Linked DNA regions of Mus musculus: regions 1, 2, 3 and 4 are each linked to region 5. A link is a loop called in an ENCODE intact Hi-C map of the cell type or tissue named here. Cell type or tissue: left cerebral cortex. All regions are shown on one strand. Links, peaks and the distances in the headings refer to the core of each region. The heading gives the core; the rest is flanking DNA.

Region 1 (6,127 bases), core at 708-5,707, 54 kb before region 5:
CTTTAGCAATGAAGAAAAACTTCAGTGGACTCAACAAGTATAGCACAGGGAATAAGAGGCAAATCACCTTAATTTAAAAAAACAAACAAAAAGACAATTCTACACTGTAGCTCAGTAAGAGCTGGAACTCACTTTGTAGCCCAGGCTAGCTTCAAACTCAAGGCAATCTCAGCCTCCTAAGCTGGAATTACAGGTGTGAGCCACCACATTTGCTACAAGACATTTAAGATTTATTTTATGCTCAGTTATAGGAAGGATGGAGAGTGTGAATGACGTGAATGAGTGCAGGTGCCTGAGGAGCCCAAAAGTGGAAGTCAGATCATCAGACTATAAATTGATCTATACACTTTATCAATTAACTATCTTTGCCTCCGTTTCCTACCAATCTCTCTACAGGTAGTTATTTTTTCTGGTAGATGAAAGTCTGTTCATGAAGTTAGCATGAAAAACAGTCAGTTGGAGAACTACTGAACCTAACCTATGTGTTTCTCTCTTGAGTTACAGAAAAGCACTCCCCTGGACACTTCCCCAAGTAAATTAGGTAAGTGTTAGGAAAGTTGCTGTTTAAATTTGATTTTATAGCAGTTTCTCTTCTTTTATAAGTGAACTACTGAGTGCTGTGCCTCTCATTATATTACAATATATATCCATCAAATGGCCTATTTTCTTAACAAGAAATATTTTGTCATAAATGATAAGGCACGTGACTACAATAATCTAATAGAAAACAAGAATCCAAAAAAGACTTAGGTTTATTGTGGTAAAGAGTAAAATGCTGATGGACACTGTTCGCCTTAGTAATGTCTCCCAACAACGTACGATACATGTTCCCACAGGGTACCAGAACATTGTAAAATCCCTTGACTCTGACAATATTCCTTAGAAATGGAGGTACTTACGTAAAGAACAATTTCTATTTCATTTTTTAATATTTAGTAAAGACTGAAATAAAGCCAGGTGTGGTGGCACATGCCATTAACTCTAGCACTTGGGAGACAGAAGCAGGCCAGCCTGGTGGGCAGAGCGAGTTCTAAGATAGCCAGGGCTACACTGAGAAATCAGGTCTCGGAAAACAACAAAACCAAAGAAAAAGGGGGGGGGGGGGAGACAACAGTAAGTACACCTGAAAATAAAAAAATAAAATCGATCTTCAAGAAAGCCAGATCATGTCTAATCTCACACTTGGAAGGCTGAGACAGAAGAAGAATCGGAAAAATAGGGACATCCAGATAACTCAACAGAAAAAAGTGCTTATGTCACAAGTCTAATAACCAAAGTTTGATCCCAGCCATCCACAGTGGGAGAACCAAGTCCCAAAAGCTTTGACCTTTGACCTCAAAGAGGGAGGGAGTAATCTATCGTGTGTATGCCAGGCACACACACATAATGATTAAATAAACGCAAAATGTATCAAGGTCTATTGAAAAACAAGATGTAAGAGACAGTTGCACTTTAAACGCTTAAGCAATTTCATACAGTCATCTCCAACAGAACTGTTCACAGTTCGCTCAAAGCAATCAGCCACAACCACCTGCAACTATTACTCTGAGTCCAGGGCCTTTTCTTAACGGGTCAACTCAAAAATGAAAAATGGTACAAAGAGATCAAGCACAGGAGAGGGGGTTGAGGGGGGCAAGGAAAAGAAAAGGCTGATAGCACTTTTGAGGGGCTAAGAGTAATGAGACTCACTCCTTCATGGTTGGTTGCTATAGAATGAAGTTGTCTAAACACCAACATCTTCCTTCTTGTGTGTAAAAACCTCACTCACTCGCGCTCCCAATTTACCAACCCCAAGTCAACGCAAAGGGATTCTCTTCCCTCAGCGAATTCTACTCATCTGACCAAGAAAAGAACCAAAACCCTAGAGTGGCAATGTGAGATCTGCTGCAGTAGCCCCTCCAGCTACCTCCAAGGCGACATCCATGCCTCATTTTCCATCTGAAATACAACCTTTCCTCTTCTATCTAACCAGGTTCAAAATAATAAGATCATCTTAAACATTTTACATCCGATCCACCTTGGCCGCACCCCAACTCCAGGGCTCCCCAATAGCCCCACATCATGCCTCCCACCCTCGGCTCTCGGTGGGCCAGAAGCCCCCCACCTCCCACCTCCAGCAGCGATCCTTACCGCCAGCGCCTTCGCTCCCGCCCAATCCGGGAGCTCCGCAGGGCGCGGCCGCCGGTGGGCTCGGGTGCGCTGGGGCGGGGTCCGCCCTCCCGACCTCCCCATCCTCCTCCCCACCCCCGGCCCAAAAAGGAGGGGGAGGGGTCCCCAAGCCTCACCTACAGCTCCGCCCCTCCCCAGGGGCGCTCTGCCCTGCCCAGCCAGGGCCGGGAGCGCCGAGCCGGGTAGGAAACGACAAATGCCTCGGCGCCTGCGACCTCTGGGCAGATCGAGGTTCCGCCTGACGAGCGAGCCGCTGCCGACGCGGCCGCCTTACTCTCCTCAGGGCCGCCGCTGCTGCTGCGGTTGCTGCTACTGCTTCCCGGACAGCCTGCCGCCGACACTACCACAGCCGCCGCCGCCGCCGCCACCGCCACAGCACGACCGGCGCCCGCGACGTCACCACGCCCCGCCCCCCGCGCACACCTAGCCCCACCCCCTGTCGCCCGCGCGGCGCCCTCGCCCCGCCTCCCGCTCTCCCGGGCCGCTGGGCTTTCCCTCGTCCCACTGGGAAGCGCCCCGCTACGCCGCTCCACGGGACCGCGCGCCAGGATCGACAAGTGCGGCGCTCCGAGGCCGCGAAGGTAACTGGGTGCCGAGGCAGGGTTGCGCCACACGTAGCGCCGCCCCTCACACACACACCCACACCCACACCCACGGCCGAGCGTCCACCGGGAGCCCGGGCCGCGATATTGAGCGAGGAAGGTGCGGACGAGGAGGGGCGGCGTTTGTCTCCTCCTGCTTGCCGTAGGACGTGGACTGCTGGAAGCCCCAGGAGTGGAGTGGCCTTTCCCAAACCTGGAGTCGCCCCGCCCCTTCCTTGGCAAGCCCGTTACCCGAACCCTGGGACGGCCGCCACCTTAGGAAATAAATAGCTCAGGGCTTGTCATTAGAGCCACGGCTGCCTGGACACCCTTTGTCCAAGAGAAGTTAGCTTCTCTCACCCTTGGCTTTTGCGCTGTGAGGCTGTGGAAGGCAATAATACTCTTGAGTCATCTGGGCTGTCCAAGCGGTCATGGCAAAAGACCCTCGCCTCAGTAGGTGGCTTTTTTTGCAAGGATCATTCCAGGGAGGAAGAGTGTGGGCGGAACCTGATGTCCACATGCAGTGTACTGTGCCAAATGCTTCACCGCGTTACCTTTTTTATTTAGCCCTCACACCAAGCAAGGCGAACTACAAAGCAGCTGCTACCTTATTTTAGACAGCCCAGTTTTCTGCTGCTGAATTTCAACCTTTGCCTTTTGTCAAGAGCAAGCCAAAAAAAAAAAAAAAAAAAAAATACGGAGGTGGGGGCAACACATAGTTACTAATCTTAAAAATGTAGATAAGCTATCTCTAAGCCGAAAATCCAAGGGTGGTGTGAATTACACTCATCCCCATACTCACAGCGCTTATTAAGCTAATTTGAAATGCCTTTGAGATGAGAGGAGCTAAGACTCACCGGTTTACTCATCCCTAACCTCCCACCATCATAATTAACCGGCTTACACTCTTCCTAATCCCATTAACATCTTCCCCCATCCTGTAGTATTCACGTTCATCCACCAAACTATATTTTGTCCTTTCCAGATTCTCTAATTGTTCCCTTCCAAAATGCACTTGGGTCATTACAGCTCCTTGGGCACACTAAACTGATTCCCCTTCAGTACATCTAACATATGACAGCCAATTGTTAGAGAGTGTGCAGCTAAACGGGACTATTCAGCAGCCAGAAAAGAATCTTCAAAGATTTCGTTTCTGGGGCTGGGAAGATGACTTAGTGGATACGAGCATTTGCTCTACAAGCAGGAGAACCTAAGTTTGAATCCCCAGCACCCACATAAAACCCAGGCATGGCTTCAAGTATCTGTAACACCAGCACTGCAGAAGGAGGACAGATTGATCCCAAAAGATGAGCTTCTGATGCAGTGAAAGACCCTGTCTCAAGGCAACAAGGCAGAGGGCAATAGAGGAAGACACCTGATGTCATACTCTGGTTCCTTACACACACACACAGAGAGAGAGAGAGAGAGAGAGAGAGAGAGAGAGAGAGAGAGAGAGAGAGAGAGAAATTGAGAAATTGAGATTTCATTTCTTAGATATCTAGGTACTCACCCATTCAAGCCATTCTTTATGGGCTGTTTTTCCAGATACTTCTCTGTATAATAAGTAAAGAGGCGCTTGCCTTGCTATAGGTGTATGTGTCTCTGTTGGGGGTTTTGTTTATCTGTTCGATGCATGGTCCAGGATGTCCTGGAATTCACAACAGTAGCTGGTCCAGTCTCCCTAATGATGAGATTGCAAGCAAGTGACACTACACCTGGCACTCCCCGGGGGATTTGTATGTGCTTGGCACCTGGTCCCCTTCCTCTTCTCCAGTTTCTCTCTTTTGGGATGAAAATATCTGTCCTGTGTATGTCCCAGCTTTGTATCCTGGAAGTGTGTAACTGGTCTGCTTCTTAGCTAGAGAGGATTTTGCCTCAGGATGACCCATCTCCAGTATCACTCATATATAGTTTAGATAATATAAAGACAGAATGTCTTTTATCTGAAATGCTGGGACCATTCTGTTTTTCAATTTGGGGGTGGGAGAAGATAAAAGGATACACTTAAGGAGGTATCGAGGACAGAACCCAATTCAAAACACAAAGTTAATTTATTTCATGTATATCTTTATCAGCAAATATATCCTGAAAGGCACTTAATGCAAGTTTTTTTGGTTGTTGGTTTGATTTGGATTTGGTTTTTCAAGACAGGGTTTCTCTGTGTAGACCTGGCTATCCTGGAACTCACTGTTGTAGACTGGGCTAGCCCTGAACCCAGAGATCAGTCTGACTCTGCCTCCCAAGTGCTAGGATTAAAGGCATGCACTGCTACCACCTGGCTCATGCAGTAGTTTTAGTTTGTTCATAAAGCAGGAGTTTATAATGTGAAAATTTCCACTGGTGTACCATACTGGTGGTCAGGATTTTTCAGCTTTTGAAACATTCCACATTTTTTATTAAGAATATTTAACCTCAGCCGGGTGGTGGTGGCACACACCTTTAATCCCAGCACTTGGGAGGCAGAGACAGGGAGATTTCTGAGTTCGAGGCCAGCCTGGTCTACAAAGTGAGTTCCAGGACAGCCAGGGCTATACAGAGAAACCCTGTCTTGAACCTACCCCCCCCTCAAATAAATAAATAAATAAATTTAACCTCGCTTTGTTTTGTTTGTTTTTAATTTGGGGAAATGTTTATTAGGTGCCCCCCATGGGAACCTCACTGTATTACCTAGACTGGTCTTGAACCAGGCTCAAATGATACCCTATAAACCCTCAACCTCCTACATGCTGGCACTACAGACTTGTGACACCACACCCCATTTAACCTGTATTTAGTTAGATAAGATTTTGAATTTAGAGTTCATGTGGATGTAAATGGTCTCTTGGAATAAATAGAATGCATTTTTAAGTTGAGGCGGACATAAATCCGATGGCCTGGAGAACAGAGTTATATGGATTGAATTAAGTTTTTGAAATTGTAATCCTCAAAGATGCCATCTTCAGTCTGTGGTATGGCAGCACTAACCAACTAATAGAGACCCTAACAAAGAAGTTGAAAAGCCTGAATATAATGGCTCATATTTATAGCTCCAGCACTCTGATGGCCAAAATGTGAGCATGAAATCACCCTGCACTATGTAGTCTGCAAATAAAATAAAAAGAGGCTGAGAAGTACCTAAAGACGTGTGAAAGGGGAGCATGGACTTGAGAAAACAATCTGTAAGTCAGATCTCTTCCATATCTAGAACTCAATAGTACAAAGACAATCCACATTGTAAAATGAGAAAAGAATATGAATCACTATTTCTTCAAAGATATCCAGATAGCCAAAAGAACTTGAGAAGTTGCTCATTACATTAGTCAGAATTAATTATAGGCCAGCCAGAGCTATAGAGAAAAACACTGTCTCGGCACTTAGGAGGCTGATGTGGCAAGATT
Region 2 (6,127 bases), core at 515-5,514, 110 kb before region 5:
TTGGCCATATACTTAACAATGCAATATTTCTAGACTCTATTATGTTTTTCTTTGATCAAGCTGGCCTTGAACTTTAAATTCTCTGTCACTGTTTCCCAGGTGCTAGTTTTACAGATACATATCACCAGTGGATTCAAAATATATGTATTCTGATCTACCTACATAAGTCCCCCAAGGGTTACCAGAAAATTCCCAGTATAGACGCATTAAATTGATAAATTGGGGGAAATGACATTTGCATATTAGTTTCTGCAATAATGAAATCGAGTACCATCTTTTCCATCAATGGCATTATTTATTCTCTTCCCTACTCTTATCAAATTAATTAGATAAAACTTCAAGAATGCTCTTAAATATCATTAACACAACCATCTTTACCTCTTCCTACTTCAGTATGTGACTAGTAAGCAGAATGCTTTCTAGTAAATATACATTTACTAGACTATTACTTTCTTAAGCCAGACTATAAAACTATCATTCAGTTCTTGTTTTATTAAGCATTTATTTGGTCTGGAGGCGAAGAGTTATTAATTTTATCTAGAATCGTCAGGGGTGTAGGGATTTCAAGGATAGCCAGGACTCCTTAGTAAGCGTCCATCTCAAAAAGGAAAATTGCTTTGGATACTTCTACTCACATGATCACTACTGCCAAATATACATGGTCACTGCTACTGCATGTACATGCAACACTACACACTGACCGTCAATGCAGAACTGATGGAAGTTAAGTCTTGAAGGAAGAAAAGGATTTCCACAGCCACTGTGCCCACTTGCTTTCAAGTAATTTGAAGTAGCATGATTATATTTCTTATAAGACAATATGCTACAAATGGCAGCCTTGAATTGTTTGATGGTACACTCACAGGGAAATATATTTTCTTTTATCATATACAAAATGTATTTATATGACTTATATTTAAAAAAAAAAGTCTAAAACTCCCAGAGGGTTTTTTTTTTCAGTATTTTCGAGCTCAATATGATCCTAATTGTTCATAAATAAACAAACTGTGACTTCCCGTATCCTTTAGCTATTTGGCATTTATTAGTTCCTAAACTACTAGGATAGGTTGAAATGTTCAGAAGCAGCAAAAACGTAATACTCCTAAAGCAGGAAATTATAATTGGAAAAAAGACATCACCAAGTTTGTATTTGTTTCAATACACACCTGGAATTTTTACTTTTGAGGTGCTGTACAGTTTAAAAAAAAAAAAAAAAGTCTGTGTAGCCCTGACTATCATGCAACTCACCATGTCAACCAGACTGGCCTCCGACTCACTGAGCCTCTGCCTCCTCTGCCTCCTCTGCCTCCTCTGCCTCCATCTCCTTTTCCTCTGCCTTTGCCTCTGCCTCCAAAATGCAGGGATTAAAAGCATGTACCACCACACTCAGTAGCTCCATAGTTTTGTGTTGGTGTTAGTTTCTTGGGTGTTTTCATGTGTTCATTTGAGACAGTCTCTCACTATGTGGACCAAGCTGGCTTACAATTCACTGAGATTTGCCTGCCTGTTCCTCCCAAGTGCTAGGATTAAAGCCATGTTCTATCATGCTCAGTTGAATATGTTTATTTGTTTTTAATTTTCTTCTTCCCAAATCATGTTTAAAAGGGATTATTCAGACTCATCCTAACAGTTCGAGGATCCCCACTTCCCCCCATCAAAATGTGAAAGTTAGCTGGTTATAGCGGTGCATCCCAATAATCACAGGGAAGCTAAAAAGAATTTTATATCTAACCAGAAGCACTGGCTCGTTTTAAGTCAACTTGATATAGTATAGAGTCATTTTGGAAGAGGGAAGCTCAATTAAGAAAATCCAACACAGCTCCAGACTGGCCTGTGGGCAAGTTTATAGTATATTTTCTTAACTAGTGACAGAATGGAGAATGGGAGAAAACCCAGCCCATTGTGGGTGACGCCATCCCTGGGAAGTTGGTCTAATGATATATAAGAAAGCAGGCTGGGGCTGGTGAGATGGCTCAGCAGGTAAGAGCACCCGACTGCTCTTCCGAAGGTCCTGAGTTCAAATCCTAGCAACCACATGGTGGCTCACAACCATCCGTAATGGGATCTGACTCCCTCTTCTGGTGCATCTGAAGTCAGCTACAGTGTGCTTACATACAATAAATAAACAAATCTAAAAAAAAAAAAAAAGAAAAATAAAGAAAAGAAAAGAAAGCAGGCTGAGCAAGCCATGGGGAACAAGAAAGTAAGTAGCACCCCTGCATGGCCTCTGCATCAGCTCCTGTCCCAGGTTCCTGCACTCAAGGGCTGGCTTTCCTCAGTGATGGATTGTGATTTAAACTGTAAGTAAAATAAACCTTTTTCTCCACAAGCTGCTTTTGGTCATAGTGCTTGTACTGGCTAGTTTTGTGTCAACTTGACACAGCTGGGGTTATCACAGAGAAAGGAGCTTCAGTTGAGGAAATGCCTCCATGAGATCCAGCTGTAAGGCACTTTCTCAATTAGTGATCAAAGGGAAGGGCCCCTTGTGGGTGGGACCATCTCTGGGCTGGTAGTCTTGGTTCTATAAGAGAGCAGGCTGAGCAAGCCAGTAAAGAACTCCATGGCCTCTGCATCAGCTCCTGCTTCCTGACCTGCTTGAGTTCCAGTCCTGACTTCCTTGGTGATGAACAGCAATATGGAAGTGTAAGCTGAATAAACCCTTTCCTCCCCAACTTGCTTCTTGGTCATGATGTTTGTGCAGGAATAGAAACCCTGACTAAGACAGTGCTTTATAACTGCAATAGAAACCCTAAGAAATCAGACATATAAAATGTATTACAGCTTCTAAATTAGCTCAAGGTAAGATGAATTCTTCCTTAATGCTTTCTTAAAATGTCATTGCCACAGAAAGTGAGGTCTAATCACACAGGCCAGTTTGAGTCTTTCATATAAAATCATGTGTCTCTACATAACTCCTTCTGGCTACACGCCTTGATTTTTAACACATATCTTTCACAACAAGACAACCGTTTCCAGGGAAACCAGAGGAGACACCCATTACTGCTTGAGTGCTGCAGGCATGGGTGAGCAGAGGTGACTGGTTACTAGTAGTTTGTAATTGAGCGCCTGACTCTGGTTTTGCTGTTCTGTCTCTACGAACAAACAGAAGCGAGTAACAAACTGAAACAACCCTGTATCCCCTCAGTCACTCAGGAACCCCTAAGAATCTCATGCAGGGTGACAGGGGTGAGGCTGTTATTGAGTAACATATATGCCAGGTGATGCATTCTGTTCAAGAAAAAAAATCAAAAAGGAAATCACTGAAGTGCTGAAACACAAGAGACAAAATTCCTATCCAGCAGCACAGCAGAGCACATAAATTTATCTAGGGCAAGATTCTGATTAGTAAGGGAAAAAGACAATCAGGAACTAAAAAGGTAGTCACTCACCTCTCTCAACATATTATTCTCTTTTTCCTTCTGCTCCAAAAGACTCTCGAGGTGGTGGACGTGCATCTCCGCCTCTGCGAGCCGTCGCGTTCTCTCATGGTCTTCCTCTGTAGCTTTGGCAGAAAGTCCTTTGCTCTGGAGCATCTCCAGAAGCTTCTTGATGGACTCATCCCGAGCATTTAGGGTCTGCTTCTGAGTCTCAATCCTCAGCTCCATTTCCTCCAGGGTCTTCCGCAGAAGAAACAGCTCTTTGGCTTGCCTCTCGTGCTCAGCATGCAGCCTCTGGAAGTTCTCCTCTGTGAGCTCTGCCACGCAAGGCTCCCCAGTCCTACTGCTGCTATCTTGCTGAAACAGCTGATTCAAGTCCCTCTGGATCCGCAGCTCATCCTGGAGAGCCTGGATTGTCATCTGCATGTGCTGAGAACAACACAAAAAGAAAAACCAAAATCAGCCTTCCCCTCAATTAGCAAAGACAGAGCAGCTTGCAGGCAGCTAAAAATAGCTGTAAGGATTCTCAGAAATATCCTCAGAAATAAAGATTCCTCTTATTCTCTTTAAATTCAAGTTTTAAAACCATGGTAATAATCTATAATTGTCAGTAACTTAATTTGTGCTTATTCCCCCCAACTCAGGAAAAGAAGTATGGCAGTCCTTTACTTTATAAGCCACAAGAAAATCTAGACATCTCAAAATTTAATGGAAATTATCTTAAAGGGAGTGAGAAGACTCTAAATCAGCAGGAGTAGAAAAACAAAATTCCAAAACATAAAAGTCTATCAAAAAACAAAATGACTTTTAATTATTAAAAACATTAATTAGCAAGTACTAGTATTTAATAAGTGGTTATACATAACTTTTTAGCTACAATTTAACATTCACATACATACACATATATATATGTATGTATGTGAATATGTATATGTGTATGTATATATGTGTATATGTGTATATATATATATGTATATATATACACACAAACATACATACGAACTCATGAACACACACACACAAACACCAAAACCAGGTATAATAGTATATGCCTATAATATCATTTTAAAGAGTGAGGCAGGAGTATCTCAAGTTTGAAGCCAAGTGATACATACTACTCAAAAAGCAGAACTAACATAAACTCTATCTTCATAAGAATTGTAAGGTCTAGAATGCTATTGTTGACTGCGGGGACAATGCTGTACTGGATCTATCTCTACAGCTTACTTCTGCTTCACTGAAAATTCATGGATACTAGTAAGTAGCTTTCCTTAGTTCCTTTTCCCAATCCCTGGCAAAGTAACATTATATTCTTTGATTCTGTGAATGATATTCTCGTATACATCTGGCCCGTGTACTAATCATTTAAATTTTATTGACAAGTGGAGGTTATATTAACAGTCAACTTCAAATGATCTTGGAATCACCAAGGAGACAAAACATCAGCACACCAGTGAAGGATTATGATGATGAGGTTAGCTGAGGAGAAAAGACCCAAAAGTAGAAGTGAGAAGCACCATTCCTTGGACTTGAATTCTAGACTCCACAAAAAGAAAGCTAGCCCAGCACAAATATTCATCTCTCTCTGCTGTCCAACTGTGGGGACAACCTGACCAGCTGTTTCAAGCCCCCGCTGCTGTCTTGCCTTCCCTCCCCACAATCTACTACACCTCAAAGTGGAAGACTAAATAACTCCCGTACTTTTTTTAAATTGCTACTGTTGGGGTATTTTGCCATAGCAACCGAAAAGTAACTAAGATGTGAGTATCCGGGCTAGAGAAACCGCTCAGGGGTTAAGAGCACTGACTCTTCTTCCTGAGGTCCTGAGTTCCATTCCCAGCAACCACATGGTGGCTCACAACCATCTATAATGAGATCTGCTGCCTCTTCTAGTGTGTCTGAAGACAGCTACAGTGTACTCACATAAATAAAATAAGTAAAGATGTGAGTATCCAACGGGGAGGTGATTCTTTATGTTTATTAGCAAGATAAACATTCACTTTCTGTGTGTGCCACAAATCTTTCCAATTATGTCATTTTGCACTTAGCACTACTTATGGTGTTTTTGTTTTTGTTTTTGTTTTTTCGAGATAGGGTTTCTCTGTATAGCCCTGGCTGTCCTGGAGCTCACTTTGTAGACCAGGCTGGCCTCGAACTCAGAAATCCACCTGCCTCTGCCTCCCAAGTGCTGGGATTAAAGGCGTGCGCCACCACGCCCGGCTACTACTTATGATTTTTATATTTTTATTTACTCTGTGTGCGAGAGAAAAGGGGGGAGGGGAAGCACAAGCATGTATCCATGGTACAAGCATGGAAGTCAGAAGACAAATTTCTTTTGTTGTTGTTCAAGACAGGGTTTCTCTGTATTGTCCTGCCTGTCCTGGAACGAACTTTGTAGACCAGGCTGGCTACAGAAATCTGCCTGCCTCTGCCTCCCAAGTGCTGTGATTAAAGGCATGCGTCACCACTGCCCAGCAGAAGACAACTTTCAAGAATCGATTCTCTCCTTTTACCACATGGATCTGGAAATTAAACTCAGCACCATCACGCTTGGCAGCAGGTACCTTAACCCTTTACCCACTGAGCTGTCTAGCAGGCCACATGTGATGGCTTTTAAAGAGATGTGTGTGTGTGTGTGTGTGTGTGTGTTCACAATACTAGCACACAATAAGATTAGCGAATTTATGATCAACATACTGGGCTGGAGAGATGGCTCAGTAATTGAGAGCACATACTACTGCCTGTGAACA
Region 3 (6,127 bases), core at 625-5,624, 120 kb before region 5:
TTTGTAAGGCTGTGGAACTCTTTAAGTCTATAACACGTGTTGTGCCGTGATGTCTTTATTAATATGTGATCTTGGGAATAAATGAAAAAGTAAAGGTTGTAGCTTAGTAGTGATGTGTTTGTGCATCACATTGACAAGGGGTCACTTGTGCTGACTAGTTGGCACAAGTTATGGCAACTTGACATAAGAAAGGATCATTAGAGAAATAGGAGCCTCAACTGAGAAAATACCTCTATACTAAGAGGCTATATACAAACCTATAAGCTATGAAAAAGACCATAATATAATATTTTGGTTATTTCTTTCTCCTAATTTACTCACTGTTGCCTGACCAGGAAGCTCACTGATCAACTTTTCTTAAATTCTTACAGAACAGGACTGGAGAGATGGACCAGCAATTAAGAGTTCAACCGGCTTTTCAAGAAGACCTGCATTCAACTCCCAGGTCTCACATGGCAGAGTTGTGAGCTCTGTAACTTCAGTTCCAGGAGATCAAACATCCTCACACAAACACACATGCAGGCATAACACCAATACACATGAAATAAAAATAAATAATTAAAAAATTCTTACAGAAAGAAAAGCTCTTTTAAAAGTGTTTTCATACTATATTCATTTTTTTCTTTCTTTCTTTTTTTTTTTTTTTTTTTTTTTTTAGAGCATCTCTGATTTTACTTTTAGAACAGAATGGTCAACTGCTAATGTCTATGAAAATATTCCAAACTCCCAAAAACCTCACAACCCGAAAAAATTCTGGCTCAAACATTTAAGGGAAGACAGACTCAATCTTAATTAATATACACTGCTACAACCAACTTCAGCCTTAAGTATTTAACTGGATATCATACTTACGTACTTATCAAACATTTCAAAAGCTATTTTTCAAGATCAGACTTCAGCAGCATCCTAAACTTGTATCACACATGAAGCCATTCATACCTTCCAGTCTCCACTAAACCGAAGTCAGGAAATCTACTTATATGTACCTTCAAAACATCCAAATCCAAAAACTCTTTTGTACATTTTTAATACTCCTACCTAACATGAGCCATCTAAAACCCCACACTTCTCGTTACAAGTTCCTACAGTTTGCTTCCCCTACTGCATCTTCTCAATACACTCCTTTAAAACCCAGGTCATCTCCTCCCTCCACACTCAAAACCCTGTGAGGCTCCCCATGTGACATGTCTTCTTGAGAGAGTGTCACACTTTGTGTCTTCCCGCTTCCCTCAGTCACTTTACTTCAGTCACACTGGACACCTAGCTGTTCCCCAAATATACTGGGCTGCTGAACTCTGTCCCATCTCCCATGCCACTGAGCACTTTACCTCCATCTGTTCCCAACTCAAATGTCTCTTAAATGTTTTAAGTGGATTCGCTGTGATGGTATCACTATGTTTAGACAAAAAGTCCATGCAGTTAATAGATACACACTAAAGAAAGGAGGGGTAAAATTACCATGCTAGGATAGTGTTTTAAATTATTTGATGAAGTAAAGAATAAATGAATGCCTATCTCCTGTAATAAGCTTGACTCCTTGCCTTGTGTGTTTGGTAACTGTAATTTGTTATATAGGATAGAAATAATGGAGAAGTCGATATGGGTGTCCAAGTTCTAATGTCTTCTCTAACTAAAACACTGTCCTGCTTGCAACCTCTTTTTTTAAATTATTTTCTCCCTCTCCCTCCTTCCCTCCTTCTCTCTCTGTCTGTCTCTCTGTGTGTGTATGTGTGTATGTAGTAAGTCAATATGTGCACAGAAATTACAAATATAATGGAATTATTATTCTAGCCCGTAAGCTAAAAAGTAGCTTATGGAAGATAAAAATCTATAATTAAAACTTTAAAGAGTACTCTTGAAAAACAGAGCTGAAAACCCAGGTCACTTGGTAGTGTACTTGACTAGTGTGCACAACACCATAGGTAGTTCTCAGCTGGGTGATAGATTCCTAGAACTACATAAAACTGGAAGTGATAGAGGAAGATTAAAAGTTAAGTCTACCCTCCAGTATACAGTGAATTCAACACCAAGACAAAACAGTCTCCAAAAAGTAATTCATTAGAATTTTAAAGGGGAAGGCTGAGGAGATCATTCAGAAATGAGGAGCACTGACTGCTTGCTCTTCCTGAGGACCTGATTCAATTCTCAGCACCCAAATGACAGCTCACAACTGTCTCTAACTCCAGTTCCAGAGTATCCAACACTGTCACACAGACAAACATACAGTCAAAATACCAATGCAAATTTAAAGGGGAAAAAAGGAGTATCAAAAATTTAATTAAAACAAAAGAAAATCAGATGAAGCCAAGCCATGATATGTATTGCCATTAATTGATACTGATACATAAATGTGATAATGTTTTAATATTAGGAATAGAGATACGGTAAGTTTAGTCAAAAGCAAATGAGTGATCATAAAAGCCAAGATCACAGTTGTTCTTAGTGGAACAAGAGAGTCTCTGACGATGATGGGCATTAAAGTTCCCTCTCTATATTTGGGTGATGGGGATTAGAAGGGAGCATATTTCATAATTCTTTAAGCTACACAACTATTTACACTGTTATTCTGAGGTCCTAGGGTTGCATGTGGCAAGCAACGGGTCTCCCACTGAGCGACATCTCCAGTCCTGACCCACAGCACTCTCTATATTATATCTTAAGTTTTAGAATCTATTGAACTCATCTGTTTTCTTCCATTCCACCACTAAAAACATCATTCAGTCCAGATTAGTCTCCCACCAGCATTAAAGCAAACTCACTAGCTGTAGCTTGTTCAGAAGCTATGGTCCCCAAGTGTACACAAGCTGCTCACTTGAGTTTATAGTAGAGACTTCTGAGGATGTTTGCTCCACAAATAAGTGTGAGATTTTTGATTATATAAACATAAAATGAACTACACTAATTATAGACAATTTTCATCAGCCAATAAGACTAAAATCTATACTTACATGGATTATTTATTGCTCCAGTACTTGTAAGTATTGAAGCTGAATTTCTTTGAACTACTTTACAATTTAGGTGTCCAACTAATTTTATGGCATCTCTTCTCCATTATCTATTTCCAAACAAGTAAATTCACAATGCTCCATTTTGTGGTAAACTATTATAATTTTATTTTTAAACCCTAGCAAACAGACTAAGAAAAACAAAACTATTTGAATTTTAAAAATCCTTCTACATGTAATAAGAGATGACCAGAATGCAGTCTAATTCACTCACAAGCACAAAACCCTCCCATTGAAAAACCTGAATCCTATCACAGCACATTTCTACCCACAGGCCTACACACTGAAGCTCATAAGAACACATCCTGTATTCAGTGAGCTGACAAACTCCCCTTTCCTACCTAGTAAATCAAGCCTCTGGCTCACACACTGTAAGTAACTAACAGGAGAGACTCTGGAAATAAAACTAAGTTACTATACAAACAAGTATAAGAAGAAGAATGTGCTATTTGCTCACTTGATTTCATCCCTACTGGCTGAAATTTTTCATTTAAAAATAAATACAACTTGGGATTGTCAAGATAGCTCAGTAAAGCGTTTCCTATGCAAGCTTAAGGATCTAAATACAGTCCTAGAATATGTCCAAAGCCTAGCCTACCCAGCAAGTTCTAGATCAGGAAAGACTCTCTCTCAAAACACTAAGCAGCTGGGAAAGGTGGGCATGCATTTAATTCCCAGCACCTGGGAGGCAGAAGCAGGAGAATCTCTAAGTTCAAGGCCAGCCTACTCTACAGAACCAGTTCAGGGACAGCCAGAGCTAGAGAGAGAGAGATCCTGTCTCCAAGAAAATAAAAAACAAAAACAAAAAAACAAAAAAAAACAAACAACAGAAAAAAAGAAGAAAAGGTTACAGCTACTAAGGAACAACCCCTGAGGCTGACCTTTGGGCACACACACACACACACACACACACATAAATACGCAAACTAGACTTGGGCATGATGGTGTGCACTTGTAATTCCAGCACTCAGGTTGCCGAGACACGAGTATAACTGGACTAACACAGAGAAATAGGCCAGGACAGGACGAAGAACAAGAGTCGGGCATGAAAGGGAAAGACAGGGAAAGGAAGAGAAAGGGGGAGACAGGAGTGAGAAAGGAAAAGGAAGAAGGAAAGAGAAAAGGTAGGCGGAGATGGGAGAGGAGGAAAAGGGAAAAAGAAGGAAGGGAAAGAAGAGAATGGGGGAAGGAAAGAAGGAAAAAAGAAAGGGGGAGGGGAGAGGAAGGAGCAGAGAAAGGAGAGGGCCAGAGGAAAGGAAGAGAGGGGCAAGGGAGAAGGGAAAAGAAGAAAAGGAGAAGGGACAGAAATGGGAAAAGAAAAGGAAAAAAAGAGGGGAGAGGGAAGAAGAGGATGGGAGGGAGAAGAGGGAAGAAAAGGGCAAGGAGGGAGGGAAAAAGAAAAGAGAAAGAAAAATAAATGAATTATGGGTAGAAGTCATGCCTTTAATCTCAGCACTCAGAAGTCAAGACAAGAGGATCTCAATGAAAAGCCTGCCTGTCTATACAGTGAGACCCTATCTTCAAAATAAGTATATATATTTTTAATTTTTAAAAAACATATGGGTAGATATACTATTTGAATTTCCTAATAACATCACATAGTTTCTAATATAAATAAGAAATATGTTATCTCCTCTAATTACCAAATGGATAACCTTAAGTTTGAGAATAAATTAGTAACAATTTGTGCTTCTTTTCTTCAGTAGTTTCTTTCATTTTAAAAGTAAAGAGGCTGGGGACTTATCTGAATGATAGAGGACTTACCTAGCATGCATTGTTTCCTAGGTTCAATCTCTATAACCATAAAATAATAACTCTAATAATAATAGTATATTATTATTAAATCATACTACAGCCTTTGGCCTAGCATGTGCAAGGCCAATGCCATAAAAATATGCTGACCATATCAACATTATTGAAAGAAACACTTATGACTGAAAGTAACACATAAAAGTTCTGAAGTTTCTATGAACATAGTGGAGCATGTGTCCTTGTGGGATGGTGGAGCATCTTTTGGGTATATGCCTAGGAGTGGTATAGATGGGTCTTGAGGTATAACTATTCCCAATTTTCTGAGAAACCACCAGATTTATTTCCAGGGTGGTTGTACAAGTTTGCACTCCCACCAGCAATAGAGGAGTATTCCCCGTGCTCCACATCTTCGCCAGCATGTGCTGTCCTTTGAGTTTTTGATCTTAGCCATTCTGATGGGTGTAAAGTGGAATCTCAGAGTTGTTTTGATTTGCATTTCCCTGAAGAATAAGGACACTTAGAGTGCTTCTCAGCCATTAGAGATTCCTCTGTTGAGAATTCTGTTTAGCTCTGTACCCCATTTTCAGTAGGGCTGGTTTGGTTGCTGGTATCTAAATTCTTGAGTTCTTTATAGAGTTTGGATAGTCGCCATCTGTCAGATGTAGGGGTGAATGATGTGGATGTAGATGTCCTTTCCTAATCTGCAGGCTGCCATTTTGTCTTAATGACTTTGACTCACAGAGCTTTTCAGTTTCATGGGGTCCCATTTATTAATTGTTGATCTTAGTGTCTGAGCCATTGGTGTTCTGTTCAGGAAGCTGTCTTCTGTACCAATGTGTTCAAGGCAGTTCCTCACTTTCAGTTTTATTAGATTTAGTGTATCTGGTTTGTCATTGAAATCTTCGATCCACTTGGACTTGAGTTTTATGCGGGGATCTATTTGCATTCTTCTACATGCAGACATGCAGTTAGAGCAGCACCATTTGTTGCAGATGTTCTCCCTTTCCCATTGTGAGGTTTTGGCTTCTTTGTCAAACTATGTTCATATCGGCTTTATTCCTAATAGCCAGAACTGGAAACAACCTAGATTTCCCTCAACTGAAGAATGGATAAAGAAAATATGGTTCATATACACAATGGGATACCTGGCTATTAAAAACAAGGACATCATGAATTATGCAGGAGTGACAGTCACAAAAGGACATGCATTGTATATACTCACTGATCAGTGGATATTAGCCATAAAGTATGGGATAACCAGGCTAAAATCCACAGACCCAAAGAAGCCAAATAACAAGGAGGTAAAGGGAGGATGCCCGAATCTTTCTCAGAAGGGTAAACAAAATAAATAATGGAAATAAGGAACTGGA
Region 4 (6,127 bases), core at 89-5,088, 410 kb before region 5:
GTTCTTCCTGAAGCTGATCAAAGTTCAGGTTCACAAATAGCCTAGAATAGGTGCTAGAGAAGCCAGTGGCCTTGGGTGTGTTGTTCACTGTCCCCAGAGGCCTGAGTCAGGACCCACAGTAGTTCCGGTAGTAATGCTGGAAGCCTGTGTTTTGAAAACCTCGGAACTAAGAATGCTCACACATGTAACACACTATGCATACCTGCCTGCATCATAACTTAGGGTCCAGCTGCAGGAACTCTGGCTAGTTCTCCTCGTCAAGGGTGGAAAGGTTGACCTCACTCATGTCTCCTTGTACCCTCCATGGTCCTCAGAAAGTAAAGAGCCCGCTTTTGTTACTATCAAGCACCTCTTTAAAGACGGGGTCTCATGCAGCCCAGGCTGTCCTCAAACTCATTATATGGCCACAGCTGCTCTTGAACTCCACAGAGTGGAATTACGGTGTGCACGGCTCACCTAACTGACACTAGGCCCGTGAGCGTTATCTGCTCGGGGAAGAACAATCATGTTATGCTGCCTGTCTGTAATGGCCGCTCATGTCATGGACCCAGGATATGGGAATTGGACGGTAGGGAAATAGTCCAAGACATAGTTACTATTTCTCAAGCAATATGGGGTCATTCAGCCTTGGCTTGGGCAACACCGCTTTCCTCATTTGGTAATGGCACAAAGTATTACAAAGGTCAGTGATATTGCATCTCCTTAGGAAACTCTTCCCAAACTACCCTTATTTGCATACACATCTGCTTCCATTTCTCAGTCTAGGGCAAGGCTTTCTGAGATTCGGTCTCTAAATAGGAGCCAAACTCAGTCCTGATATTTCTTAGACTCTGGAAAAAAGTTACAGAGGCTGGAACTGAACGGATAGATAAGGGACGGAGGAACGGCAATAGTTAGACTACTAGGGCAAGGCCTGGTGGTACACGCCAGTAATCCCAGTGCTTATGCAGGCAGACAGATCTCTGTGAGTTAGAGGCCAGCCTGGTCTACATAGTGGAGTAATAGCTGGCTAAGGCTAGATGGTAAGGGTAGTAATATTTTTTAATTAATAAACCCCGTCAGTGGGTTTGCCACCTGCCTCGATGCTTCATGTTCCCGAAAGAAACACACACACACACACACACCTCACACAGCCTTAATTTTAATATGCCTGGGCCACTTTGTAACCTCTACACGGTTAAATCCCCCTCCTGCCAATAGTCCTGAGTTATTACTTACTGAACTCTATATTCTATCTTGACTGCTCTGGACCCAGAGGGCAGCTCAACTGTGTATCTGTCTTTCATTTGGGAACACAAACTGTTGAGGTGGGCGGTCTGTTCCATCCCTGTGCCTTACCAGGCTCACAGCTGGCCACTGCTGGGAACAGAGAAGGTAGTCAGGTTTGCAGAGCCTGGACGAGAAAGGCGAATGGCCTTTCCACTCTGCTGAGGTCAGCCCACCTGACACACCTCTTCTGCCACCGTATGTCAGAGGCAATAGACAGAGAATCAGGTGGCCTCCTGGGACAGAAGTTAGCCCATTTTTTCCATACATAGAAGAGTCTGATTGTCCAAAGACCCAATAAGAATTATAGAAATGCATCAGGGCAGTGTTGGCACACACCTTTAATCCCAGCACTCAGGAAGCAGAGGCAGGTGGATTTCTGAATTCAAGTGCAAGCTGGTCAACAAAGTGAGTTCCAGGACAGCCAGGTCTGTTACAGAGAGGAACCCCATCTCAAAACAAACAACCACAGAAGGAACTACAGAAATGCATTACCAATGAGATGAGAAATCCATTACCAGTGATACCATACATGGCTCAGCAGCAAACAGCATCGTTGTTTGCTCTAGAAATAAAGATGCTTAATTAAAGTCAGGCAACAGGCACATTCCCACAAGGTGGAGGCACATTACTAACTAGTACTTAGTAGAGTACTTAGTGCTTGCTTTAGCGTACACAAAGCCCTTGGGCATTATAGGTATGGAGAGACGACTTACTCCTGCAGAAGACAGGTGACTTGACAAATACGGAGGGGCTCTGAGAGTCTACTCTCAGCCTAGGCTGTCTTAGTTCAGATTGCTATTGCTGTGATGAAACACCGTGACCAAAGCACCTTGGGGAGGACAAGGGTTATGTGACTTCCACTTCCACATCTCAGTTCATCTTAAAAGGAAGTCAAGACAGCAACCCAAACAGGGCAGAAGTCTGGAGCAGGAGCTGATGCAGAGGCCATGCAGGGGTGCTGCTTACTAGCTTGCTCCTCATGGATTGGGCAGCCTGCTTTCTTTTAGAACCCAGGACCACCAGCCCAGGGATGGCCCAACCCACAATGAGCTAGGCCTTCCCTCCAATCAATAATTTTAAAATGCCCTACAAGCTTGCCTACAGTCAGAACTTATGGAGGCATAAAGAGTTCAAGGCCAGCCCAGGCAACATAAGACCCTATCTCCGCACAAAGGAGGGAGGACAGAAAACATCTTGTTCCATGACACGCTTCATTTTACCTTCATTTTAGGACATGTACACAGGATTTACCTCTCCTGCTGTTAATGAAATTGAGCTGTGTCCAAACAATTTAGAGGCAGAAAACAGACAAACGTGGTTTCCTTTGCTTTTACTTAATTAAAATGGTTTTGGACTCAATATAAAGCAGTAAAATTAAGTGTAGACAACACAGTTTATTCTTTGGTGAAGACAGAAGACAGAATTTACCCACCAGATCTGCAATTTCTGGATCTTGTCAGTAGGTGGCAGCATTGTCTATGATTTGGTGGCTGCGTTGCGAGACCACCCAGCCCTCCAGGCTAACAAATCCTTTCTCTTGATGTTTCCCCCACTCGCAAGAGTTCTGCCAGGATCTAAGAGTTGACAACTGGAACATTATTTCCTCCAAACACTGAGACTGGCTTTTTAAATTTTTTTCCTTTTTCACCCTTTGGTATGTATACGTGTGTAGGCATGCATGTGTCTGTGAGTCAGTCTGGACAGCAAGCACCTTTACCTGCTGAGCCATCTCAACAGCCCAAGACTGAATTTTAAAGCACCAGCGAGGTGACTCCTGGCACCGTGTCTCTGGGGTGTTACTGTTTCATGGGGATCCCTGAGTTCTAGCAGCTCTGCTTTGGTGGGCCTGGGGGAAAGTATCAGCTGATTCCTTAAGGCTCCTTCTCGAAAACTGTTGGAGTGCTACGTTTGCCAAGTTTGGCAAGTGGGGAGAAATTTTACAATCATGCATGAAGATAGAGCTAAGCATCCTGTTACTGTGAAAGAAAAATAGAAAAAGAGTTGGGAGTTTACATTTTTGTTCTAATTCACTTTAATTATCAAAGGAATGCAGTATATTCACTGCCCACATGAAGCCGTCTTTGTAGAATCTAAAGGGGCCCGTGAAGCCAGACCCTGATGGGTCTAAGAAGGATGTGAGGTTTCTTGCACGGTGTAAATGCAGAACGTAGACGAGAGAAAGGCAGCCGAAGACAAGCATGCACTCAGAGCCGCGGGGCCACCCTGGCCAGATTCCACATGCTGCAGTGAGGGGTGGGCTGAGGGCGTAGAGGATGGGCTCTTGTCCTCTTGACACTTAGAGTCTCTGAGGTCAGAGAATCAGAGCGTGGGTCTGAGGCAGCTGCTACTGCCATGGGACAAAGGAGGGAAGACTTCTACCAGCCTGTGAGCCGGGTGAGCCCCGATTATTAGCTCAAACATACAGAGCTCTTGTTTTGTTTTGTTTTGTTTTGTTTTGTTTTGTTTTGTTAAGAGAATGAATAAGACAGACCTCTAGTATGCGCTGCGCTTGAGTGTGAAGAACATTGCTATTCCCAGAACTACCAAGAGGACTCTTAGAAAATCATGAAATCTCCCAGGGGAGATTATGGAAACCCGTTATGGAAACCATTGCTGAAATGTGTCTCTGAGTGACTATATAGAACGGAGCCGGGTTTGGAAAGAACAATGCCAGGAAGGGAGTCTGCAGACAAGAGAAAGGTCCCCACATGACTCGGAGGACCGAGGACGCTGGATGACAGGACCCTCACAGCCCTGGGCACGGAGAGGGAGGGAGGGAGGGAGGGGGGCTTTGATGTGCAGCCTCCGACAGCTTCGCTTCTGGCCTTCAGGCTTTATATTTATGTGTTGTCATCTCTCTGTCTCCATCTCCCTCTCCCGCCACCTCCTGTACGTTTTCTCTAGTGAAGGTTTTAAAGAACAGAGTTTTTTCTGTGAATTTCACTTGAGGCAGGAATACTCAGCACTTCAGGCCTGAAATGTCCTGTCCAGAGCCCTGCAGTTGGTACCCAAGGGCCTACATTCAGCAGGTAATGTCAACATGGCTTTAATGCACACAGGGAGAAGCCAGGGCCTTCCAGGGAGGGAGACAGTGTCAGATCCCTCATGGGCCCTCCAGGAGGCAACTGACTCCCACAGCCTGAAATTCCATTTCCTCAATGAAGATGGAGTGTGGCTCTGGGGAGCCCAACAAGACAGAAGCTTATATTTTAGATAACTTTCCCCAGATGTCCACCCAAAGGAACCCCCAGTCCTAATAGCAAGACTATAGACAGAACGTTCTCTTGCCCGCCACCCCCCCCCACCCCCACCCCCCCGCACCCGCCTTCCCTAATCCCTCAGTGCTTCCTTCAAACAGTGTCCATCTGCCCTAAAAAGGGACCCAGCACCAGCCTTCCTTTCTTCCTTCCTTTCTTTGGTTAGCCCTGGCTGTCCTGGAACTTGCTCTGTAGACCAGGCTGGTTTTGAACTCAGAGATTCGTCTGCCTCTGCCTCCCAAATTCTGGGATTAAAGGTGTGTGCCACTACCCCCTGGCTACGTGGGCCTTTCTTGATTTCTCCTTGTGAACTGTGAGCTGTCACAGTGAATTCCAGGCGAGGTGGACATAACCAGAAGCCTAAGCAGACATTAGTCCTACCTCGCACATCCGTGACATCCCAGCCCCAGCTGCTACACTCACCCCACTTCCTCATCTGCCAGGAACTAGCAAGAGAAATCAAGGCACTTGCATGCAAGTCACTGCAAGCTCCTTCCCACCCTTCTACAGGCCCGAAACAGGCTGCTACCACTAATCTGCCCCTGGTTTGCAGCTCATCGGCCTTTGTCCTCTAAGCCCCTGATAATGGTTTTACTAAAATCCCCTTTTGATGGAAAAAGTCCCAGCTGGACATTGCAGGGTCCAGCATAATGTCCACGTCTGCAGGCCCCTCTGCCTACCCCACAAAGGCCTCTAATCAAGTGGAAAATGTGCTGGAGGCGGAGGTCTGGGGCTGCAATTATTTTTTAAGGGATTACTAGAGAAGAATAGAAGCAGCCAGGACCGCCCCCACCTGCTCTCCCCTTGGCCCTGCTTCAGACATATACTGAGTCTCTCAGAGACCAGAGCCACACTCTTCCTTTTCCCTGTGGAGGGGCAGCCACCTCGGAACACCACTGTTGCAGAAATAAAGAGTTTGGGGAAAACTTGCAATTCCCGTTTTGACCCCATTTAAGATCTCATGTATATAACCACTGTCAAACAGGATACTGAGTGTGGGGCGTGAACTCATTCATTAACCTCTAACCCCTGCCCTGTATGCCTAGGGGAGATTTGCCCAGTGCCCAGGCACTGCCAGAGTCTGGAGCACTCACTGGGGCTTTGGAGGGCAAAAGGTCATGTTCCCACCTTGCCTGTTACCCCCTCCCCTCTTTCACACACACATACCGACCATCCCTCACCACTGAGCAAATATCCATCCCACGGCAACGCTTAATCTCAAGGTAATGTGTGGGTAAGATCTGCAATGTCAAGCACTACTTACGGCAGTCTTTGAGAGCACGCACTCCCAAGGGAGTTTGTCTGTATCTCACAGGGCCTTTGCGGGTGTCATTTATACACAAATCACCGAGCATACAATTAATCACAGATTGGTGACAACTCCCAGCCTGGCCTTGAGTCCCTGCCTTCCCCATCAGCCTAGGTAGCTGTTCTCCTTACTAACCCTAGCTCTGGGCCATGGATGCAAAACTGATTGCGGATTTCTAACCCCACTCTGGAATGATCAAGGATCTCACAGTTCATCTGGGAAGCTTCAAAGCCAGCATGGAATTCACACTGAACGTCAAGCTGAGCGGCAACTTCTAGTTCCTTCTCCAAAC
Region 5 (6,127 bases), core at 518-5,517:
AGGAGACCCCCCAATTCCACAAAGTTATACGTAACCTCCTGCATGTGTGGGTGCATTCACACTCACTGCATGTGCGAAACTAAACCCCAAACACATATGAGGAGTGGAGATGTAGTTGGTACAGTGCTTGCCTAGCACACACGAAGTACTGTGTCCAGTCCTCATCAGGAAGAAAGCAGGGGCTGCACACCTCTCACTCTAGGACTTGGGAACTGAAGCCAGAAGGGTCAGTAAGCAGCCCGGGCTCAATCTTAGCTACACAGTGAGTTCAAGGCCAGCTTGGGCTATCAGGTAAGACCTGGAAAGAAAACCAAAGTGTGTGTTGTGCCGGCAGAGATGAGACTGTTGGGCAGGGAAATGGAACCCTAGCCAACCTTTGCCAACAGATAGGCAAGGCATTTTTGGAACTTTGAAATGAATTGCCCCAGTTTGACTGGAGCCGCAGAGAGACAACACTGAGAGATTGTTCTCTGAATAGAGAAAAAAAGCAAGTTTTTTGTTGATTTGCTGAGCTAGGTAAAGCAGCCCCTTTGCCCCCATTCTTTTTTAGGTGTATGGGTATGAACATTTAGATGTATGGGTATGAACATTTAGATGTATGGGTATGAACATCTTACCTTCATGTATGTATGCACTACGTGCCCAAGAATGCCAGAAGCAGGCATCAGAGCCCCTGGACCTGGAGTTACAGATGGTTGTGAGCTGCCATGTGGGTGCTGGGAATCTAACCCCAGATGCTCTGCAAGAGCAACAATTTCTCTTAACCACTGAGTAAACTCACCAGCCCGTCCTTAGTGGTTTTGTTTTGTTGAGACAGAGTTTCTCTATAGTGTAGCACTGGCTGTCTTGCAACTCCTTATGTAGACCAAGTTGATTTTCATTTGTGTCTGCCCTCTGAGTGCTGAAATTAAAGGTGTGCGCCATCTTGTGCTGCGTCTTCATTGTGGTCTCAGTGGGGTCTCGGAGCATGAGGCCCTTTGGATTTGGGCGGCTATATGATATCCAAAATATAAAAAGATGTTTAACATAAGTAATTATAAAAGGAAAGGGGTTCAGCCACATGGCTCAGTACAAACCTGATGGCCCTCTTCCCTGCGTCCCCTGAGCTTGCAGAGTCTCCATCTCTTCTGCGAGGCCCACTTCGGCTTCCCTGCAGGCACCCGGGGCCAAGCTCCTGCAGGCACCCGGGGCCAAGCTCCTGCAAGCACCACGTTCTGAGGCGCACGGATAACAGATTAATAGTCTATTTTTTTAAAAAAGATTTGTTTTTATTTATATGTATACATGTTTTGTGTGTCTGGGCAAATGAGTGTCGTATGTTTACGGTGCCTTCAGAGGCCAGAAGAGAGCACTGGGTCCCCTTGAACTGTAGTTACAGGTAGTTGTGAGTCCCCTAATTTGGATGTGGGGAACCTAACTCAGGTTCTCTGAAATAGTACGTGCTCTTAAACTGTGGAGCGATCTCTGTAGCCGTAGATGTTCAGGTTCTCCTCCCCTGTCGTTGGGATTGAGTCCATTACTTCCTACATGCCAGGCAAGAGTCCTACTACTAAGCTATAATGCCAACCCTCTTTTTACCTAGACAGGTTTTAAGCCCAGGCTGTCCTTGATTTTGGGATTCTCCTATCTCAGCTTCCCCAGTAGTTTGAGTTACAGGTCTGTGCCACCAGAATGGAAATTTGGTACTCTTGCATCGGCCAGTAGCACAGTTTCAAATGATGTTTTTCTTTTCTTCGAGACAGAGTTTCTCTGTGTAGCATCCTCGAACTCAAGACATCTGCCTGCCCCTGTCTCCTGGGTGCTGGGATTAAAGATGTGGCCACCACTGCCCTGAGAAAGAGTCTTTCCTTTTTGTGCAAGTAATGGGCAAGTTGAGTGACCAGCTAATTCCAGAAACAGAATTCTGAGTTTCTCTTGTAGCTAGTGTCATTGTCCTGTTATCTTGGTCTTGTCAGTATGGACCCTACAATGTGCTAAAGGACTTTCGATTTATTTATTAACTGCATCTGACTCCGTGTTTCTGGGAAGATTAGTTAAGTCAACCATCTAGGAAAACACGAAAGATCCTGGATATAGTGGCCATATAATGAATTGGTTAAATTGCAACAATCTGAAGGCCTGACCATTAAAAACAAAAAGTTCTCAGTATATAAACTACACATTGGAGACGTAGATCTGTTGTAAAGCAGAAAACATCATAAACTGAGATCAGTCTGTGTTTAACTTGGAGTGATGCCTAAAGTGTAACTGTCATCCAGTTAGTTCCGGTTGAATTTCAGGGGAAATCCCACTGGCTGCCAGGGTCTCAGAGTTTAAAAGCACACCGAGGAGAGGTTGGCTCCGGGCGTCACCCAGCCGGGTCACACCAGGGACCCTCGCAGGGCGCCTACGGAAACCGAAGCGGCTTGCTGCGGCTGCGGGAAGGCTGATCGCCGCGGGCGGTGAGATAACAGCCCAAGAGCGCTCAGGATGCTGAGTCCTCCGCCGCTTCCAGTTCGCGACTTGATTTGCGACAGCCTGCTTTGCGGCTCTCGGCGCCTTCTGACTTGACTTACGGCCTTTCCTTCTGTTTTTCTTTGGGCGAGGACTCTGAGCTTGCAGAGTCTCCATTCCTTCTGCGAGGCCCTCTCCGGCTTCCCGGCAGGCACCCGGACCGAGCTCCTGCGTGCACCGCGTTCCGAAGCGCGTGAGTGAGGACGGTCCTCGCCGGGGTGGTTCTAGCGGGGTCGGGGAGCGTGGGGCCTTTCGGATTCGGGCGGCTGCTGGACACGCCCGGCACGGGGGCGTCTCCACCGGGGAGGCCGAGCCCTGAAGCCCCCACGGTTGCGCTGGATCTGGAGGGAGGCGCCTGGTCCGGGGTTGCTGACCGCGTGCTCGGGAGCACCGTGCGACACGCGCGCTGACTGTTAACAGGACTGTCTAGGACAGGGTGAAGTCGGAGGGAGTCGGTGGGGCTGAGAAGAAACTGTGGACTTGAGGAGTTTGACATTCAGGGTAGCCTTTCTGGACTTTGAAAAACGAAGCGTGCATTAGTACGGTTAAATTCACTCCTCGGGGGTGTACAGTTCTCTGGTTACTCATATGCTTGGGGGTTGTGTAACCCCTAGCAACATCGAATTCCATAACATTTTCATCACTCCTAAATAAATCCAGAAGCCACAGTTAGCTCTCCCTCTCACTTTTCCCGTCATCCTAGGACCCCCGTCTGCTTTGTCAGTGAACCTGTTTCACTTGTATGAAATACAGTACTTTGTGTGGGTTTCGGTGGGATCTGTTCCGCAGAATAAAGTTCCGATGTTTGTATCTCGTTTGAATTATCCATCAGTTGATTAAGTTGATGGTCATCTAGGCTGATTCCCCTACATGGCCATCTCAATATTGCTTCTTTAATAAGACCTGGACAATTAACAGCACCAGTTGACATGCCAACTTGGATTGGGGGAGGGGTCTTAAAGGGCCCCGCCCTTAGATGAAGAGCTATACGCAATTAATGACTGTCAGAAAGGGAGAATGGCTTTCCCAGAGATGAACCCCCTAATGGATTACCCAGTACCAAGTGATCAGCCCTAAAATTGTACATGTACATGCTACATTAAACAGACTTAGGGGTTATATTTATTTATTCATATATGTATGTCTCTGTTGTCTGTGTAAAACAAAACAGAAAAAGGCTATGAAGTTGAGAGAGGGATATGAGGGATTGGAGGAGAGAGAGAGGAAATGATGTGAATTATATTTTATTTAAAAAACTGGCTGCTGCTCTTCCCAAGGACCTGGGTTCAATTCCCACCACTCACATGGTGGCTTACAACTGTCTATATCTCTAGTTATAAGGGATACCTTCTTCAGTACTTGTGGTGCACAGATAAGCATGCAGGCAAAACACACATACTTATATAATACAAACATTAATTTTTTTTTTTTTTTTTTTTTGGTTTTTTCAAGACAGGGTTTCTCTGTGTAGACCTGGCTGTCCTGGAACTCACTTTGCAGACTAGGCTGGCCTTGAACTCAGAAATCCGCCTGCCTCTGCCTCCCAAGTGCTGGGATCAAAGGCGTGTGCCACCATCACCTGGCTGTTTTTTTTTTTTTTTTTTTTTTTTTTTTAAAGAATCAAAATTTCTAATCTTTAAAAAAAAATGCAGGCTGGAGAAATGGCTCAGTGGCTAGGAGTAGTGGCTCTTCTTTCAGAGGACCTGAGTTCAATTTCCAGCACCCACATGTCTATAACTTCCATTGCAGAGGACCCAGCACCCTCACATATATGCAGACAAACACCAATGCACATAAACAGTTTTTAAAACAATGTTAGCTGGGTGTGGTGGTACATACCCTTAATCCCAGCACTCAGGAGACTGAGGCAGGTGGATTTCCGTGAGCTCGAGACCAACCTGGTCGACAGAGTAAGTTCCAGAACAGCCAGGGCTACACAGAGAGACCCCCCTACCCCCGAAAGTCACCTCTTTGGCTGGGTTTATTCCATGGTCGTTTGTTTATAGTTGTAATTGTGAATACAACTGTGTTTGTCATTGGTCTGCACAGAGCCTAATGGTTTTTGTGAATTAATTTTGCCTTCTGGTACTTGATTAAAGTGACTGTCAGCTCTGAGACTTTCCTGATGGAGTCTTTGGGTCTCGTGTACAGAGCATGCTGTCTACAATTAAGGGTGCTTTGGCAGCTTCCTTTCCTCTTTCCCTACTTTTTCATTAATTGGTGAGAGACAGGGCCTCTCTCGCACTGGATCAGGCTGCCTCCAAGTGCTGGTTAACGGTGAGTACCATCAGGCCAGGCTTGCATTCTTTTTTTTTTTTTTTTTTTTGTAGCTTTGGCTGTCCCAGAACTGAGAGATCTGCTTGCCTCTGCCTCTGCCTCCCAAGTGCTGGAATTAAAGTCATGGGCCGCCTTGACCAGCTCTGGGTGACAGTTTCACCTAAAATATAGATGGATGCTTTGATGAAATTATAAGACCAAACAGACAAGATATGTTCATTATTTTCAAAATCTAAGTACAGAACGGAGCCGACTTCATTTCTCATGTATGTAGACAGGGTTTGTGGTGATAGCAATTTGAATATGAAGCAAGATTGCCATCCATGTCCCACCCCAGCACTCCCCCACAGGAACAACCTCAAATGTGAGATACACCGACCAAAGTCACCTGGGAAGGGAAAGGAGTTCCTGCCACCTGCCACCAGAAGGCTGTGGGCTGGCCTCTTTCTGGACAAGGCCTTCCTTCTGTGCAGTTTTGGTTTATTCTGATAGAACACTGGACAATATCTGATCTGGACTGAGAAGGCAGGGAGTGGGTACACAGTGAGTTCTAGGGCAGTCTGAATGAGACCCCAACTAGAACAAACAAATGTCCCGTATGTTAATCCCAAAGATGGGAGGAGAAGGACCGTTGACTCACATCATCATGGGCAAGTTAATTAAAGCAAGCAGTTAGTGAAAATAAGCCTTTTCTATTTGTGTACATTGGCTGCCTCCACTTACGGCACGGTTGGAGAGATCAGCATTGGATATGAGGAAGCTAAGACTTTCATAGCTCAAGGGTAGGAGGTTTCCAAGTGTGGGGATTGGCAGGCAAAATAGGCAGAGTTACAGGTGCAGAACAAAGCATAACAAGTAGTTCTAAAGACCTCCTGAAACAAAGACATGGTTGCAAGGTGGGCATAACAAGGTAGTCCTAATAACTGGTATCCATAGCGACCCCTTTGCAACAATGGTGGGTTGCAAGATAGTTATTAACTTTTTGAAACAAAGACATGATTACCATTCCTGGAACAGGCTTACAGAACCATTTGTAGTTAAGGTTGTAGGTGGGACATAGCCCAGTCCTTGAGAAACAGGTTTAATCATGAACAGGAATGAGGCTAGTTTGTCTTTACAATAAGATGGCTTTAAAGCCCAAGATGGAGGCAGGCTGGGTCTTCACATATCTGCCATGAATAATGGGAGTTGGTGGCATAACCACTTCCGTGATTCAGTAGCAAAAAGTCTAGCATGGAATTTTTTTAAAATAGCTTTTAATTATTTTCTGTGGGACTCGCTTGGGTGGTATGTGGGGGTCAGAGGACAGTGTGCAGAAGCCTCTCTTTATTCCACCATGGGTCCCCAGGATTGAACT

Evidence for each region. Peaks named below come from ENCODE experiments on the same cell type or tissue, not always from the same donor. Only the 100,000 strongest peaks of a DNase experiment are listed, where the experiment ranks them.
Region 1: a loop joins it to region 5, with 7 times the contacts of the local background. A loop is called at or near these places in 16 of 42 quality-filtered maps.
Region 2: a loop joins it to region 5, with 6 times the contacts of the local background. A loop is called at or near these places in 16 of 42 quality-filtered maps.
Region 3: it touches region 5 in a loop (2.4-fold over the local background); 16 of 42 quality-filtered maps call a loop at or near these places.
Region 4: a loop joins it to region 5, with 3 times the contacts of the local background. A loop is called at or near these places in 23 of 42 quality-filtered maps.

The regions. Positions count from the first base shown.
Region 1 is chr6:119,845,592-119,851,718 of GRCm38, forward strand. It overlaps Erc1 (ELKS/RAB6-interacting/CAST family member 1), which reads right to left and starts at 2,559. Exons shown (of 21, transcript NM_053204.2): 1 at 2,286-2,559. 3110021A11Rik (RIKEN cDNA 3110021A11 gene) reads left to right here and starts at 2,602. Exons shown (of 1, transcript NR_030776.1): 1 at 2,602-3,438. In left cerebral cortex, for the core only: a CTCF peak has its summit at 2,761; DNase peaks (open chromatin) are centred at 1,926, 2,672, 2,895, 3,562 and 1 more place; H3K4me3 peaks cover 2,448 bases; H3K27ac peaks cover 1,574 bases.
Region 2 is chr6:119,793,518-119,799,644 of GRCm38, forward strand. Erc1 (ELKS/RAB6-interacting/CAST family member 1) reads right to left here. Exons shown (of 21, transcript NM_053204.2): 4 at 3,390-3,806. Among named protein-coding and RNA genes, the nearest start is that of Erc1, 52 kb to the right of the region's middle. In left cerebral cortex, for the core only: no CTCF peak of the experiment used is centred there; DNase peaks (open chromatin) are centred at 3,051 and 3,749; H3K4me3 peaks cover 325 bases; H3K27ac peaks cover 918 bases.
Region 3 is chr6:119,784,148-119,790,274 of GRCm38, forward strand. All of the region lies in intron 4 of Erc1 (ELKS/RAB6-interacting/CAST family member 1), which reads right to left. Among named protein-coding and RNA genes, the nearest start is that of Erc1, 61 kb to the right of the region's middle. In left cerebral cortex, for the core only: no CTCF peak of the experiment used is centred there; no DNase peak of the experiment used is centred there.
Region 4 is chr6:119,487,187-119,493,313 of GRCm38, forward strand. All of the region lies in intron 1 of Wnt5b (wingless-type MMTV integration site family, member 5B), which reads right to left. Among named protein-coding and RNA genes, the nearest start is that of Fbxl14, 11 kb to the left of the region's middle. In left cerebral cortex, for the core only: CTCF peaks have their summits at 2,731 (motif pointing right) and 3,794; DNase peaks (open chromatin) are centred at 2,785 and 2,930.
Region 5 is chr6:119,900,150-119,906,276 of GRCm38, forward strand. It overlaps Rad52 (RAD52 homolog, DNA repair protein), which reads left to right and starts at 2,549. Exons shown (of 12, transcript NM_001166381.1): 1 at 2,549-2,686. In left cerebral cortex, for the core only: no CTCF peak of the experiment used is centred there; DNase peaks (open chromatin) are centred at 2,530 and 5,498; H3K4me3 peaks cover 1,845 bases; H3K27ac peaks cover 1,689 bases.